Regions from separate parts of the Homo sapiens genome. Here region 2 is linked to region 1. The links are chromatin contacts, found by Hi-C in ENCODE. All regions are on one chromosome and are shown on one strand. The core of a region is the stretch at or near the end of the contact, and the rest is flanking DNA. Distances in the headings are between cores, read along the strand shown.

Region 1 (3,572 bases), core at 668-3,167:
TGGACTCTGCACCCTGGCGGCCCCCCGCCCTGACAACAAGCTGCCCTCCCACCCACACCCGTGAAGCTTTCCAGAGGCCACAGACTCACCCCCACGAACGGTGCCAGCTCGGGGGGCACCGGCAGGGGCTTGGCCCCCGGAATGGGGTCGGAAATGACCAGGTTGGACTTGGAGGCCGACAGGGCGCTGGGGAGGGTGGCGCCGTTGCTGGCCACCTGCTGCATGAGCTGCACCGCGCGCTCCGGGATCTTGCTGGGGTCGGCACAGGCCTGTTGCCACAGCGGCAGCTTCTGCGCCAGCAGCTCCTTGCCCTGAAGTGGAAGCAGCAGGAAGGGAGGGGTCAGGGCCGGCTCAGTCTCCTGCAGCCAGGCACAGCGCTGAGGGCCCTCCCTGAGCACTCTCTGGGGCTGGAGGCTGCTCTTCACCAGGTGGTACCTCTCGGCGAGACAGGCCACCCGTGAGCCTCTGACCCCAACCCACAGAAGCGGCTGCCGGTAAAGGGCCGGGGATGGACCACAAGCCATGCAGTCGGGGGACCTCCAGGGATGAGAGCAAACCCAGGCTCAACGCCCGCGGGGCCCATCAGGGCCTGGAGGAAGGAGGAACGGACAGGGACGCACAAGGTCAAACTCCGGTGGGCAAACCCCAAAGTGCCAGGAAGGCGCCCCAGATGGCCGGGGGAGGGGGTGGTGCTGCCCAGTGGGGGTCAGGCCTGGCTGCCGAGGGCAGGAAGGCAGCCCCGTCAGACACACTGAGGCTCACTGCTCCAACCACTGCCCTTGGGCCCAAGAGCCCGCGCTCCCTCGGGCGTACTCTGCGGCCTGCTGGACACAGACCAGCTGAGCACAGTGGGGACAAAGGAGGAGGAAGCCACAGGCATGGAGAAAGGTTCTGGGACTGGGAGCCGGCCGGGCCTGGGTCCTGGGAGCTAATCAAGTAACCCCTGCCCCTCCTGGCCATTTGGCCTAAGCAGGCTGCAGGGCCTGGATTCCCGGGACCCCCAGACCCTTAAGCTGTGGGCCAGAACTGCTATGTCTCTGGCACCTCTGGGGGCCTCTCCGGCTTTCACTGCTCCCCCCAACTCATCCCCGTTCCCTTCTACATGTGGCTGGGCACCCACGCTGGGGACCCACGGAGGATGTTGGACGACAGCCATTCTGAGCAAGTCCTCCCCATGCCACCCCTACCCCTCTGCTGCTGGCTCAGACCAGGGGTCAGCAAACCACAGCCCGAGGGCTGGCTTCCTGTTTTGTAAATAAAGTTTTATTGCAACACAGCTGTGCATCGATTTGTGAATCATTCATTCATGGCTGCCCTCACATTGCAGTAACAGAGCTGGAGACGGCACGGCCCACAGAGCCAAAAGCACAAACTTTGTGGCCCTTCAGAACGTCTGCCGAGCCCTGGCTGAGATCAGTGGTAGAGGAGTGAGTCTTGGGTGGCGCGGAGAGGCCAGCAGGGACCAGCACTAGGGCAGACGGCCGAGGGACACCGACCTCGCAGCGGCACGGCCCTGACACAGCGGCCACGAGCCAGCGTCACCCCCGCACCCTGAGAGCCCCGAGGCAGGCCCAAACCCAAGCACCAGGGAGCTACTACGAACTGCCCTGGGAGGCTGCCCTCACACCCTGGCCCCCAGCCCAGAGGCTCGTCTCTAAGTGGGTCTGTGGGACACAGGCCTCTTCCACACACGCCCGGGGGCCCACGAGCCCAGGAGGTCAGCTGCTGCCACCGCAGGCACATCCCGCAACCCCTCCTGGGAGACCTGCGGCAAGCAGCCTGGCTTCCCCGCCCTCCATCCCTGCAGGCAGCACCCCAGCCACTGACAGCCCCGCTCTCACTCCCTGGCCCCGTCATGGGGCCTGGCCCCCGCCAGAGGGCGCAGACGCCCGCCACTGTCCTGGGTCTAGCAGGCGGGAGGCCTGCGCTCCACAGCGCTCCCTGCCTGGCAGCTGTGGCAGCACAGCCTGTCACCGCTGAGTCCTTCAGCAGCGAGGCTGCCTCCAGGGGTCAAAGGTGCTGCTGCTGTCCTTGCCTGCACCTGCCCACAGTGCCCAGCAGGCCCAGGCCGGCAGGAGGGGCCTCTCCAGGGAGGGAAGAGCACTTGTCTCCTGGCTGTCCCCAGGCTGTGGGGACTGGAGCACTGGTTCTGTATCACGTGCGTGTGTGTGTGTGTGCACGCACGCGCACGTACATGAGAGTGTGGTGGGTGGGGGGAACAAGTGTCAAGGTATAGCCCGTGGATCCCTGCAACCCTTTATTTTAGAAAGACATGACCAGGGCCTCCCTGGTGGGCTTGGCTCCGGAACTACATCTTCGAAACTCTTGAAATGTTCCAGAATGTTCCAGGGGACACATGTGATCCCATCCCAACTCCTACCCATGGACTATGGGTGAACAGGGGCCTGCTGGCCCTGCCTGTTCCCGGTGGGGAGTCTGGCCTCTGGGCCTTGCCTGCTCTGGGGGCTAAGTCAGCCTCCTAGGAGGGGATCCCCTTGCTCACATCGGGGCTCAGGATATCCATGGAGGGGGCTGCTGCAGCCCGTCCCTGAGGAACTCGCTCCTGGTTCAGCAGGGCCAGGCTTGGTCCTGGGACATGGCGGATCCCAGGGCGGGATTCCCCCACAAGGAACGACAAGGCTGGGGATGCCGGAAACACAGGGCTGCAGGACTGTGCTGGGGGACGCCTAGCGGGAGACACAGGGCCGCAGGACTGTGCCGGGGGACACCTAGCGGGAGACACAGGGCCGCAGGACTGTGCCGGGGGACGCCTAGCGGGAAACACAGGGCCAAGAGTCTACCGGCCCAAGGAGGGGCCCTCAACAGATGACGGGCAGAGGGGTCTCTCAGAGGTCACGAGGGCAGCAGCATGTGGCCACCACCCAAGGCCCCACCTGGGACCACAGTGGCTCAGGGGTGCAGGCAGAGGTGGTAGAGGCACAGGTCACCAAGAGCCTGGGAGCCAGGGGAGGACCCTGTGACCAGGTTTGAGTCCCAGGGAGGCCACTCTGGAGCAGTGAGGGAGGGACTGGGGAGGCCACCTGAGAGCCAGGCAGGGCCCCTGGCTACCCAGGAAGCAAAGAGATAGGGCAGGTTTGGGTTGGGTGAGGGGTGGCAGGTCCACGTACGACAGCCGAGCTATGGCAGCTGCTGGACCTGGGGCCAGTGTCATGGTTGTCTTGGGTGGCCTAGGGGCCCAGTGGCACAGTGGTCTTGGGTGGCTGGGGACCCAGGCTTGGGGCTGGGGGTCCTCAGTGCCTCGGGTGAGCAGAGCCATGAGCCCAGAGGCTGTACCCCAGGACTGTGGATAGAGGGGCCACAGGAAGAGCAAGTGAGGACACAGAGGCCACCCACCAGGTGTCCCACCGGGACTCCGGCACCCAGCACGGAGCATGACCGTCCCCTGCCTGGCGTCAGCCTGCACCTGCCCAGGACATGGCTGTGGCAGAAGAGCCAAGAACATTCTAGAAGAATGTTCTAGAAGGCCTTGAAAGCCCATCAGACTCTCCCTGGTTGCAGGTGGCAATTTCTAATGTGAGTCTTCAAAATGCCTGCACCCTGTGACCTGGTAA
Region 2 (3,572 bases), core at 652-3,151, 330 kb before region 1:
CTGGCTAAGTCCCTGGCTCCTGGAGAGCAGGAGCTTGCGGGGCAGAGGGTACACCTACTCCAAAGCACGGCAGGTCAGAGGGCAGGGAGGGGATGAGGGGACAGGCTCTCAGTCACACACAATCCTCAGCCTCAGTTTCCTCAGCTGTAAAATGGGCGCAAGCACCACTGTGCTGTGCAGCATTGCCAGGGGGAGGCAGGTGCCATCCCAGGGCCAGGCTCATAACAGAAGTGCAGTCATCCTGCCCAACCTCAAGCCAGGGCTGGTCCTGGGAACCCTGAAGCTGCAGGGACCAGGCCCTTTATCCAAACCAGGGGTGGCCCTCTCCCCAACCTCCCTGGGGCTCAGGTTCTGCCACCTGGGATGTCCCTATCCTGGCTTCCCCAAGTCTGTGTCTCCCCTAGCCACCTCCATACAGCCCTCTGCCAGGTGTGGACCTGGGTGCTGGTCACCATGGCCACGGGATGAAACCCCTGCACTCAACAGTGACTGGCAGCACTCAGCCAGGCCGTGAACATGAGGCTATGCATAAAGTCTCAGCGGGCTGGGGGTTGGGAACTGCCAGGGCCTGAGGGCAGACTCCAGTGGGGACAGGAGGCTGGGACCCTGGCAGGGTGGCCGGCCAGGGCAGGCCACGGTGAGGGGCCGAGGGTATGGGAGGGCTGGCTCCCGAAAGCCATAGGACACCTCCGGAGGGGGGATCATAGGCCTGGATGGGGCAGCCGCCCTCTGGCTGAGAGAAGCTGGCGGGAGGTAGCCGGCCCAGCAGAGCCCCTCCACCCCCACGCTGGGATCCCCACGCTGTCCCCTCCACCCCCACGCCGGGACCCCCACGCTGTCCCCTCCACCCCCACGCCGAGACCCCCACGCTGTCCCCTCCACCCCCACGCCGGGACCCCCACGCTGTCCCTCGCATCCCAGCGGAGCCAGCTTGTCCCCACTGGCCCAACTCTCCCTCGCACATGGGCAGGGACAGCAGGTCTAGGCAGGGCAAGGGCCACACCCCCCACATAGATGTGGTAGAAACGTCAGTGCTGGGGTGGTCAGCGGGCCTGTGGGAGACAGACCAAGAAGCTGTTTTAGCCACCGAGGAAACCGAGGCCGGGAGAGGAAGGAGGAGCTGAAGGGGTCTGGGAGGAAGCAGCAGGTCCCTGGCAGGCATCACAGGAAGGATGGAGCTGGGGCCCCAGTACCTCTGAGGACACTCGGGGTGGGTGGGCGCTGGTGGGACCTCTGTCCCTTAAACAGATGTGGTCCCAGCTCCTGCTCACTCCCAGCAGCACCAGCGAGTCCTGAGACCTCAGAGGGGACGAAGGGGACAGAGGAGCAGCTGGCAGGATGCAGGAAGCTGCGGGGCTCCGTTGGCAGGGAGTGCTCGGCATGCGTAGCCCCGGACCCCCAGGAGCTGGCCAGGCCCAGTGAGAAGTGGCCGCTGGTGGGGCGTGGTTCTGACCAAGAGGCCGGCCAGGCGGAGAGCCAGCGCGTGTGTGTGCCTGCCGCCCCCATGGCTCCCCCCAGGTGGCACAAGAGACCACGAGTGGCCTCAGTGGGGATCTCAGCAGCCCCTGCCCCCACCCCTTCCCAGCTGAGCCCCCCAGGAACAGAATCCTCTTTCATTGGCCCTGTGGGTGGTCCTGGCCAGGCAGCTGGGGGGCGCGGTGGGGAGGGAGGGGACCAGGCCTGCTGACAATAGGGCCAGCTGTGTGTGCCCCCACCCCTGCTCTCATCCTCATCCACCCAGGACAGGCTGCCCAGCAGGAGCTCACCTCTGCCCCTGGCCAGTTCCGCCTCCCGCCCCCACCCCAAGCCCCAGAGAGGCCCACCGCTGGTGGGAGCGCGAGCCTCGGGTAAGCTGCGGGCCGGGAGGAGCTGAACAGACAGGCTCTGCCCAGGCCAGATGTTCCGGGCGGCTCCTCCAGCTCCGGGCTGCCTCTGCTGCACCCCCAGCTGCTCCCCCGGGGAAGCAGGAAGCCCTGGCCCGCTCGAGGGGCTGCCCTGCAGATGGGGAGAGAGGAGGCCCCGCTTGGCATGGGGGGTTCCTGGGGCTACCCCAACCTGGGTTCCTGGTGGCCTGCCCCACCCTGGCCTACCTACCCTCAACGAAAGCCCTGGGCTGGGGAGGGGGTGGCAAGCTGGCTTGGCCAGGCACCTGCCTCCTGCCCATCCTGGGCCACTAGGAGGAAACGTGGGCAAGGCCAACCGCCCAGGCAGCCCGCTGTGCCTGCTGGCCCCCACTCTCCGGCCGAGTCGCGTGCCCCCCACCCACCTCACTCCCCTTCCCCCATGAACACACACGGCAGAGAAACAGGCCCGGCGCACGGGGAGCCAGCTGGCACCCTGTCAAACTAGCAGCCAGGCATGCTGCCCGGGCAGCCAGCCAGCCTCTCACCCTGGCCCGCCGGCCCTGGCCTCTGCCGCTCAGCTCACAGCGCGGCAGCTCCATGTGGTCTGTCGGGGAGCACGGCTGCGTGGCAGGGAACCCCCGCAGGGAGGGGAGGGGATCCCGGGGGGTGGGACAACTGAACTGAAGGCAGAGCAGGGGACAGCAAGCTGGAGCACGGGCCTCGCAGGTGTGTGGCCTTGGAGGCTCTGCCACCCTCGGGGGGCACCCACACCCATCCTCAGCCCCGGGTGGGCCTTGCATTCTGGGGCCCAGGCGGGCGGCTCAGAGGCCACGCCCTGCACCCCCTTGTCCCGCCTCCACCCGTGCTGGTCCACCCAGCCCACTGTCCCGCACACGTGCCCACCCCCACCTGACACGGACAGCGGGAGATGCGTCTCGCCCAGCCAGGGTGCCAGGTGCCCAGCAGGGTGGACAGGTGAACCTCCTCGGTGTGACACAGCCAGGGCCACTGTGGGCACTGTCCTCTCCTCCGGCTCAGGCCACCCCCGCCTGGAGGAGCTACTTCCCTGGGACGCAGATAGAAGGGGCTCAGAGGCCCAGACGCCAGGGGCTCACGTCGACACTTGTGGCAGGACATTGGCTTCCCACCCAGCCAGGGGGACTCCCAAGGGCTCGGGAGCAGATGGAACCCACCGATGCCGGGCCCCATGTGAGGGGCTGAGAAGTGGTGGGGGTCCCCGGGGTGGGATGTGGGCAGCTCCGCCCAGGCAGCCGTTGGCACAAGGGGAAGTGAGTGTCTAGAGGCCGTTGTGGGTGCTGTCTGCCTGTGGGCCACCACACACCCACCCTCTGAGCAGCCCCCAGAGGGGCGGGACGGGGGCTCCAAGGCAGGTGGTGCTACCCACAAACGGCCCTCCTTGCTGCTGGGGTCCCCCAGGGTGGGTGGAGGGAGTGGGGTAGGAGCTCTCTCCTGGTGCAGAGAGCATTGGGGATGGGCTGGTGCCACTTCTGGGCCCTGACTAGGGGCCACCACTGCCAGGAGGGGAAACCAAGTCAGTGGTCCTAGGTGGATCTGTGCACCTGTGGCTGGGCCAGGACCAGGCAGCGGCCGTTGCGTCTGTTGTGGGGGGTTCACCACGGCTGCCGCAGGCCTCCCCTTCCTGCTCCCCCGGTGCCAGGCCACCCTCCTCCCTCCCACAGACATCCTGGGAGCCAGATGCTGTGGCTG

Evidence for each region. A loop is a pair of places that touch in the nucleus more often than their neighbours do. Pooled maps may share reads with other maps.
Region 2: a loop to region 1 is called in a pooled map, with 3 times the contacts of the local background. The contact joins two enhancer-like sites. A Hi-C loop is called at or near these places in 2 of 50 pooled maps.

What each region holds. Positions count from the first base shown.
Region 1 is chr17:81,100,241-81,103,812 of GRCh38, reverse strand. BAIAP2 (BAR/IMD domain containing adaptor protein 2) reads right to left here. Exons shown (of 14, transcript NM_001144888.2): 8 at 90-311. Among named protein-coding and RNA genes, the nearest start is that of MIR657, 23 kb to the left of the region's middle. RefSeq lists enhancers at 1,078-1,594, 1,595-2,112. Within about 2 kb of position 1,917, at least 2 of the 41 ENCODE cell types and tissues checked have a DNase peak (open chromatin) inside an H3K27ac peak, as active enhancers do.
Region 2 is chr17:81,428,305-81,431,876 of GRCh38, reverse strand. All of the region lies in intron 3 of BAHCC1 (BAH domain and coiled-coil containing 1), which reads right to left. Among named protein-coding and RNA genes, the nearest start is that of MIR3186, 21 kb to the left of the region's middle. Within about 2 kb of position 1,901, at least 14 of the 41 ENCODE cell types and tissues checked have a DNase peak (open chromatin) inside an H3K27ac peak, as active enhancers do.